Linked DNA regions of Homo sapiens: regions 1 and 2 are each linked to region 3. Evidence: chromatin contacts called from ENCODE Hi-C or POLR2A ChIA-PET data. All regions are on one chromosome and are shown on one strand. The core of a region is the stretch at or near the end of the contact, and the rest is flanking DNA. Distances in the headings are between cores, read along the strand shown. Region 1 overlaps MIGA2 (mitoguardin 2). Region 2 holds the start of IER5L (immediate early response 5 like). Region 3 holds the start of ODF2 (outer dense fiber of sperm tails 2).

The links. Hi-C counts contacts between places; a loop is a spot of excess contacts on that map. ChIA-PET counts read pairs that join two places held with the same protein, here RNA polymerase II (POLR2A). Pooled maps may share reads with other maps.
Region 1: a pooled map shows a loop between it and region 3 (4-fold over the local background). The contact joins the enhancer-like site here to the promoter of ODF2 in region 3. A Hi-C loop is called at or near these places in 1 of 50 pooled maps. POLR2A ChIA-PET finds 5 or more read pairs at or near these places in 4 of 52 experiments (WTC11, activated CD4-positive, alpha-beta T cell, activated T-cell and 1 more).
Region 2: a map of naive thymus-derived CD4-positive, alpha-beta T cell shows a loop between it and region 3 (8-fold over the local background). The contact joins the promoter of IER5L here to the promoter of ODF2 in region 3. A Hi-C loop is called at or near these places in 1 of 168 maps with a recorded cell type or tissue (naive thymus-derived CD4-positive, alpha-beta T cell) and 5 of 50 pooled maps.

What each region holds. Positions count from the first base shown.
Region 1 is chr9:129,068,326-129,071,025 of GRCh38, forward strand. MIGA2 (mitoguardin 2) reads left to right here. Exons shown (of 16, transcript NM_001329990.2): 13 at 1-7; 14 at 751-804; 15 at 1,524-1,640; 16 at 1,922-2,700. The coding sequence ends at 2,128. Among named protein-coding and RNA genes, the nearest start is that of DOLPP1, 11 kb to the right of the region's middle. RefSeq lists enhancers at 1,432-1,571, 2,519-2,700. Within about 2 kb of position 1,251, at least 18 of the 41 ENCODE cell types and tissues checked have a DNase peak (open chromatin) inside an H3K27ac peak, as active enhancers do.
Region 2 is chr9:129,176,934-129,179,633 of GRCh38, forward strand. It overlaps IER5L (immediate early response 5 like), which reads right to left and starts at 1,328. Exons shown (of 1, transcript NM_203434.3): 1 at 1-1,328. The coding sequence starts at 1,119. RefSeq lists silencers at 583-922, 1,153-1,532 and enhancers at 1,257-1,551, 1,289-2,212, 2,213-2,700.
Region 3 is chr9:128,454,674-128,457,373 of GRCh38, forward strand. ODF2 (outer dense fiber of sperm tails 2) reads left to right here and starts at 1,333. Exons shown (of 21, transcript NM_001351578.2): 1 at 1,333-1,582. The coding sequence starts at 1,419. RefSeq lists enhancers at 406-1,142, 1,016-1,105, 1,143-1,878, 1,236-1,285, 1,879-2,614 and 1 more and silencers at 1,506-1,815, 1,946-2,045, 2,076-2,225, 2,436-2,485.

The DNA of each region.
Region 1 (2,700 bases), core at 1-2,500, 610 kb after region 3:
GGAGACGGTGGGTCACTGCCCTGCTCTCAGACCCACACTTGCTCACATCAGCCCGTGTGGTTGCCTGGCTCCGTCCCCTCTGTCCCTAGCACTGGCACCAGGGCTGGGCCCCCACCCCCTAGATCCGCGGCTGCCAGGCCTGGGAGACCAGAGTCTGCCCTGGAGAAGCCTCCAGGGTGCCCCGTTGCTGCCTGGTGCCCCAGTTTAGAACCAACATGGTGTGCGCTTTCTTCCTATTGTGTGGTTTTACTTTTGTGCTGGTATGAATTCGATTCCATTTTAATGCATCCTGTTAAATCAAGTTAAAAGAGGGGAAAGCAAAACCAAAAGGAAAAAAAGGCACAGAGTGAGAGACAACCCAGCACAGGACCCCCAGGAAGGCAAGCAGTAACGCTCCAGCAGCCGGGCTGTGCTGCCTGGGCCCAGGCTTCTGCGAGGTGGTTTACAGGCGGGAACCATTGCTCCCACAACCACCAAAGGAGGTGGGAGTGCTGTGTTGTGCCCCTTTACAGAAGAGGAGACCGAGGCTCAGAGAAGATCCAGCAGTAAGATTAGAGTCAAGATTCAAGTTTAGGTATGTCTGAGTCCAAAATCAGAGGAGGAAGCAGCAGAGCTTAGGCACCTGGCCCCATCTTCCTGCTTGGAGTGGGGTGAGCTGGGTTTAAGGGCTTGGTGCTGGGCTGGCAGAGGGCGAGGGGCTGTGGGCTAGGCCCATTTTGACACCCGGGGGACATCCTATTTTTGATGTAGGCCTTGGCCACTGCTTGCTGGTCGGTCCTGAAAGCCAAGAGGAGGCTGCTGATGGTGAGTGACTGGCAGGCCCGGGGGAGCACGAGCTGGGCTCTGAGGCAGCGTGGTGGGGAGCGGAGCGGGTGCAGGGTGGCTCGCTGGGCCACTTGGCCTTCACCGCTCACAGTCCTGGCCCCCTTGTTCCGCCGTTACCTCTCCCTGTGCCAGGAGCTCCCTGGAGGCTCGTGTAGACCCACTTCCTCTCCTCCCCAGGCCCAGCACAGAGCAGGCCACTGGGGAGGGGAACGGATACCCTAGGGTAGTGGCCACAGGGCTGGCAGCTGGCCTGGTGCAGGCGTCTCGGTGGGGGCAGGATACCCAGGAGCAAGCAGAGCCCTGTCCCTCCTGCCCTTTCCCCGCCCCAGTCAGGCCCCTGTAATCTCCGCTCCCAGGCAGCGACTGGCTGTGCTATCTGGCCTGTGGTTTGTCGTTCCCCTCTGCGGGCCAGGCTCTGTTGCCTAGCTGATACCAGCTGCCGTGGCCACGTGCTCCAGGCACTTCCCGCGGAGCCACTATGGCCCCACCTCTTGCAGTACTCACAGCGGCCCATGGTTACCCTGTCTGCAGAAGTTAAAATGGGCTTCGAAAGCTTGAGTCACTGCCCAGGGTCATCTAGCAGGAAAGTACATGAGCTGGGGCGACCTCTAAAGCCCAGCCCTTTATGCGACACCTGGGCCTGGTGCCCTCATCCTACCTGGGCCCCGCCTGGCCCCTCAGCCTTGTGCCCACCGCAGGTGCCTGATGGCTTCATCTCCCATTTCTACTCCGTATCGGAGCATGTGAGCCCTGTCCTAGCCTTCGGCTTCCTTGGACCCAAGCCTCAGCTTGCTGAAGTCTGTGCTTTCTTCAAGGTAAACAGAGAGCAGTTCTCGTTCTTTCCTGACCCTTGCCCTGAGCACAGGCGCCCTGGGAGGTGCCAGGAATGGGATGAGGGCCTGGGCCTGGGCCTGCTCCCAGAGAGAGGGCAGAGCCAGACCCACATGGGTCCAGAGGAAGCAGTGGGAGGGAGGAGCCTGGGGATGGAAAGGACCGGCTGGGGCTCTGGTGGTGGACAAGGGGACTTCAGGTAACCTGGGGGGCATCATGGTGGGCAGTGGCTGGGCCAGGCCTGACACCAGCCCTGCTCCCCCAGCACCAGATTGTGCAGTACCTGAGGGACATGTTCGACCTGGACAATGTGCGCTACACGTCACTGCCCGCGCTGGCAGACGACATCCTGCAGCTGTCCCGGCGCCGCAGCGAGATATTGCTGGGGTACCTGGGGGTGCCCGCGGCCAGCAGCGCAGGCGTGAATGGGGCGCTGCCCCGAGAGAATGGGCCCCTGGGGGAGCTGCAGTAGAGGCGGCACGGGCTGGGGGGTGGCAGAGAGAAGGCTCCTCCTCCCTTCCCTGGGTTGGTATCTGACAGCTGTGGTGGCTGAGGGCCGTTGCCCCTGACTTTGCCCCACCCCCATCATCTGGGAGTCCCCAAGGCCCAGAGGGGACATTTCCATGGAGAAGAACGGTTCCTGGGGGAAGCAGAGGCCAGGACCAGTGGGGCCTGTGGGAGAGAAAGGCTGTGAGAGAGGGGGTTGTTGTGGAGAATTGGGACAGGCAGAGCCAGGATGCCCCAGGTGGGGGACCCCAAAACCTCCCATCGCTCCAGGGCTGCTGACAAGGGTGCTGGGAGGGTGGAGGTGAAGGATGGGGCCTAGAGCCCTGTGGTGAAGGTCACAGTGTCCTGAGCTAGAAGCCACCTGTGGCTATATGGTCTCAGCATCCAGCTGGCCTGTCCTGATGCCCTCCCCACCTCAACCGCCTTCTCAGAGAGTTTGCAACTCCAGAGAAGGAGAGTGGGGCCACCTTAGTGGGCAGCAGGCCTGGGCCATCCAGAGATGGGGCAGAGGTGGGCCTCCCACTCCTGTGCTCTCTT
Region 2 (2,700 bases), core at 78-2,577, 720 kb after region 3:
GTCCGGCTGTCGGCTCACCAGCCCCGAGAAGCCGGAGCCAAAGATGGAGATCAAGTTTGAGATGTTGGACGCGTCCGGGGACGAGTCCGGGCAGAAGTCCTCGAAGCGGGCGCGCTTGCAGGGGGCGAACGGGGCGCCCCCGGGGGGCTCGGCCCCCAGCCCGCCCGCATCCTCCTCGTCGTCTTCCTCCTCCTCCTGGCCAGGGTAATACTTGCGCTTGCAGCCGGCGGCGGACGCCAGGCCCGGTCCCGGAGCGCCCTGGCCACAGCAGGGGCAGTGGGCGGAGGCGCAGCAGTCCTGGTGCAAGTAGCCGTTCTCCACCGTGGTCACCACGTGAGTGTCTAGGTCCAGCACGGTGGTCTGGCTGCTGCAGTGCAAGCCGAAGTCCGAAGGGGTAGGGTATGCGCCCCGGTAGAAGCCGGGGGAGGAGGCGGGGGCCGGGGAGGCGGGCGGAGAAGCGGCGGCGGCCGGAGGGGCGGCCCCTGGGGGCGCGGAGCAGGCGGCCGGGGCGCGAGGGTCCCGCGGGCAGAGCGCAGCGGGCGCGGGCGGCGGCAGCGGCAGCGGCAGCGGCGCAGGACCCGGCTGCAGAGGCTCCAAGGGCTGCCCGCGGTGGGGCGCGCCGTGCGGCGGCTGGAGCGCGGCGCACCCGGGCAGCTCCGAGAGCGCCCCCGCGCCGCCCGCGGGCGCTCCGGCCGCCGCCGCCGCCGCGCAGCCCCTGGGCGCCGGGTGCTGGTGCTGGTGCAGCTGCTGCTGGAGGTGCAGCTGGTGGAGCTGGTGGAGCTGGTGCAGCTGGTGCCGGGCGGCCGGCTCGCGCGCCTCCGCGTCCCCGCCGCCGCCAAGTTGGAGCGGGCCGAAGTCGGCCGCGCTGGCCGGCATGCCCGGCGCCGCGTACGCTAGGTGCTGGTGCTGGTGGTGGGGCGGCTGCTGCTGTTGCTGCTGCTGCTGGCGCCGGTAGAGCTCGGCGTAGCGCTCGCTCAGGTAGAGCTGGCGCGCGTTGCGGAGCACGTAGGACACCAGGAGGTTCTTGTGCAGCTTGATGCCGCCGCGCTGGGTTCGGGAGCTGTGGATCTTGCGCAGGGAGATGCTGATCAGGCTCTGGGCGTCCAGGGCGCACTCCATGCTCCCGCGGAGACGGCGGCGGAGCAGCCGCCGCCGCTGCTGCTGTTAACGCTTCTGCTGTTTCTGCCTCCAGCCGGCCGCCGGGGCGCGCCGGGCAGGGGTAACGGAGTCCGGGTCAGAGGTTCGGCTGCGCTCCGAAAGGAGCCGCCACCATGCGCCGCGCGCCACCCGCGGGCTCGCGCTCCCCAGACGGCGCCAAAGCAATGAGTCTCGGCCGGCCCCGGCCCCAGCTATTTAGCCGGGTGCCCGGGCCCCGCCCCACATGAGAAGAGCCAATAGGAGCTCTGAGAGTCTCCTGAGTGACAGGCGCAGCCCGCCCCGGGGCTACTCGGCTGGCCAATCAGACCAAGGCGGTTCCTTTGTGCTATTCAAATACCGAACGGACCCCGGGCCTCCAACGCCGCTGCTGCCTCGAATGTTCTCCTGGGGCTGCCGCGCCGCGCGGGACTCGGAGCCGCCGGGGCCGCAGTCTGCAGCATAGGTCGCCTGGCAGCGGCCACGTTGAAGCCCGCGGCTGCCCTCGCCTTAGGTCCCGGGAGCCGGGGGTCGGCTCACCTGAGTGCTGCGGCGACGGCTCCTCCCCTTTCCGCACGGCTGGGCCTCACCTGCGGCAGGTGCGCGCCGCTCATCGCTCCCCCAGCGGCGCGGCGCCTCCACCTGCGCACCTGTCGCCCCCCCGAGTGACCCGCGGGAGTCAAGGCCTCTCTACAGGAGGCTGGTGGAGCCGCCGGCTTGACACTGGGGAACATCAAAGGAGCGAGGTTTTGGGGGTACCCTCTACCGCAGAGAATGTAGGGCCTGACTCCTTGACTTTTTGGTCGAGGGGCCTCTGGGAATGCTTGCGGAAGGGAAGTCCTCCCCATTTGTCTGACAGGAAAAACCAAAACATCGTGAATTTTGACCTTCTCTGATGGAGAGAGTTCCGAGGCCAGGCATGACCCAGGGAGTGTGTGGACCTCGCGACCAGCTGAGGCTCAAAAGCGTCCTGGGAGCCGAAACGCTGAGTGCCCTAATCACCAGCTCTGTAACCTTTCCTTTCGTGCCTAACTAATAATAATGACAATAGGGACTATTATTATGGGCCTAATATGGGGCAGGCCCTTCCCAGCAACTCCCCAATGCCTCACTCTAACGTTTGTAGAGGAGGGGCCTGAGGCTCGGAGGAGTGGAGTGACTTGGGGAACCACACAGTTCCCAGGGGGCGGAGCTAGGAGCTGGGACAGGACCCTGCGCTCGAGACGGGAGGTGAATACCAAAGGCCCGGGGACTCACCGACTTAACTTCTGTTGACACAGCTTTCCTTCTTATCCTGAACCCTTCAGGTCCCAGCTGGGGACTGAGACAGTGGGAGAAGAGAGGGACAGGATTGCTGATTCCTGGGGGCGCTCTATCTGGACCAAGAGGCCTGAAGGGGGCTGGTTGCTGCTCCCAGGGGTTTCAAAGGTGCCTGGGGTGGGGGCTGCCCAGACAGCTCTGGAGGCTCTTGGAAATGGTCTGGAGGTTTGCCTGAGGAGGGTCCATGAGTGGATCCCTGAAGGATGAACGAGGTCTGCAGAGTCTCCCAGAGATAGGTGGACCTTG
Region 3 (2,700 bases), core at 83-2,582:
AGCTGGGATTACAGGCACACACCACCATGCCCGGTTAATTTTTGTATTTTTAGTAGAGACGGGGTTTCGCTATGTTGGGCAGTCTGGTCTTGAACTTCTGACCTTAGGTGATCCGCCTGCCTCAGCCTCCCAAAGTGCTGGGACTACAGGCGTGAGCCACCGCAGTCTTAAATGGTTAATGAGGATTAGGAAATCTATCAATTATTCAACAGAGAGACAATGAATGGATCAAGGGATTGGGGAGCTCCCTGACATTACAGAACAAATTCAGTATGCAGTATACTGTGAAAGCGAGGCGGAAAAGCAGGTTTTGTTTGCGAGTCTGACTTTAGGATTGCAGGTGAAACACTTGTGTGACCCTGGAGCTGTGTGGCTAAGGTGCTGCGGGGTCACTGGAGAAAGGTCAAGGGACTGTGGCCCAGTTGGCCCGGAGGTGGTTCAGGTCTCCCAGATTCCAGGGCGGCATTATGAGCCACGTGACAGACCTCCCCTGACTGGCTGACAGTGAAGCATAATTGAGAAGATGGCGGACCAGCAAGGACCTCATCAGAATAGGTCTGTACACAGAGCGGCATAGAGAGTGCAGGAGGGTAGTAGACCGGGCGCGGAGGCTCAAGCCTGTAATACAAGCACTTTGGAAGGCCGAGGCGGGTGGATCATGAGGTCAGGAGATGGAGACTATCCTGCCCAACACGGTGAAACCCCGTCTCTACTAAAAATACAAAAAAAAATTAGCCGGGCGTTGTGGCGGGCGCCAGTAGTCCCAGTTACTCGGGAGGCTCAGGCAGGAGAATGGCGTGAACCCGGGAGGCGGAGGTTGCGGTGAGCCGAGATCGCGCCACTGCACTCCAGCCTGGGCAACAGAGCAAGAATCTGTCTCAAAAAAAAAAAAAAAAAAAAAAAAAAAAAAAAAAAAAAAAGTGCAGGAAGGTAGTGAACAGAACAGCAAGGGGAATGCCGACCCTTTCTCCTGTTGGGGCCAAGACAGAGGCGATGTGGGCAGGGGAGAGGCCGGGGAATGCGCAGAAGCCGACTCCATCTCCGCATTAATAGTGGACTAGGGGCAGGGCTGGATTTTCGGAGGCAGTGTGCAGCTCCCAATAACTAGTTCCATGGGTCCTCTGTGAGCCTAGTTTCCTGGTGGGTACCGAGGGGAGGGCGTCGGAACCGTACGCTCCTTTGAGTGAGGGGAATCCGGGAGGATCCAAGGCAGGGGAAACAGGGCCGAGCGGGAAAGGCCTTGAATGGGGGGCGAGACCCGGCCAGGCCCGCTGGACGCGTAGCACGTCTCCTTGGTGACGGGACGCGTGGCCCGGAAGTGGGCGGCCCTTCTGGCGGGGCGGGGCATCTCTGTGACGCTAGGGGCTGGGCCTCGATGGCGAAACCCAAGCGGCTCCCGGGGGGGTTTGAACTGGCCAATGGGCGAGCTGCCGACCGGGTGTCGGAAAAGGAGGCGGAAGCGGGGAGGAGCCGCTGCCAGAGCCAGACTGCATCCGCCGCGGCGTCTCCATGGCACGACCCTGGCCTCCGACTTCAACGACTTCATAAGGCGGCGTTTCTGGGCGCAGCCGTGTCGCTCCTGGTGAGAGGCCGCCGGCAGGCGGGATCCAGCGCCCTCCGGGGCACCGCGGGCGAGACCGTCGCCTTCGCACCCCCGGCGCGGTCGACCCCGCGGGGCCGTCGGGTCCTGGGTTCCCCGCCGCGTTGCGCTCGTCCCCCTCCTGTCAGAACCTGGGCCCCCGCCCCGCCCACCGGCGCGGGGCCTCTCCTCCTCCCGCTAACGGGCGGTCGGCCGCCTCCTTCCTCTCTTGGCTACCACGGGGCTCTGCCCCTCCTCTGCCGCCCGCGGGCAGGGCTTCACCTTTCTCTCTATGGGCAGAAACCGGTACCCTCCTGCCTGCTGGTGGGTGGCCGTCCCTTCTCTCCGCCGACAGAGGCTCTCCCTCGCTCTGCTGCCCGTCGGCGGCATCGCCCCGACCGCCTCGTCCTCTCCTCGGGCCTCCACATGGCAGTCACTTGTACGCCCTCCGTAGGCAGCGCTGTCCCCCGGGCACCGTCTCCGGCTTGCCAGGGCCCTCGCCCGGCGGGGGGGGGTCCCGCCCGCCCCCTCCCAGCCCGGCGTCTATCCTGCTCAGAACTCTGTTCGGTTTTCCCTCGCGGCGGGGCGCCCGGGGCCCGTGCAACCTCCGCGCCTCCCTCCTTTAAACACTATTGGTCCTCTCGGGCATCTGTTCTTCCGTAACGCCCCTTCTCCTAGGAGACAGTTGTCCGGCCCCGCCCCAGCATCCCCGCGGCTCCCTGCGCGGTTCTGGCCCTCTGGGGCCCACTTGGGGCCGAGCGGTTCTCACCCGCCCTCTCCGCACGTCCGCCGGCGCCTCAGGTTTCCCCCGGTAGCCACCGGCAGTCCTCCGCGTGGGACCCGGGCGCGGTGGTCCTTTCCCTCGCGGTTCTGCCCCGTCCCCTCCCCTTCCTCCCCTCTGCCCCCAGGTCGCTCAGCCTCTACTATTTCCCCCTACTTTGGCAGGACAGTTGCTGTGCGACTTGGACAGTAGAGGAGCGCCTCCCAAGTTTTCATCCAACTGCCAACCCCAAAGCTTCCACCCTTCTCCCCTCAGAGAGGACGTTTGATGCCGGGCCCCTTGAGAGGCTCATTGACAAGCCTGCCCCTCTGGGTCCCCCTGAGCAGAGCCTGCTGACCCA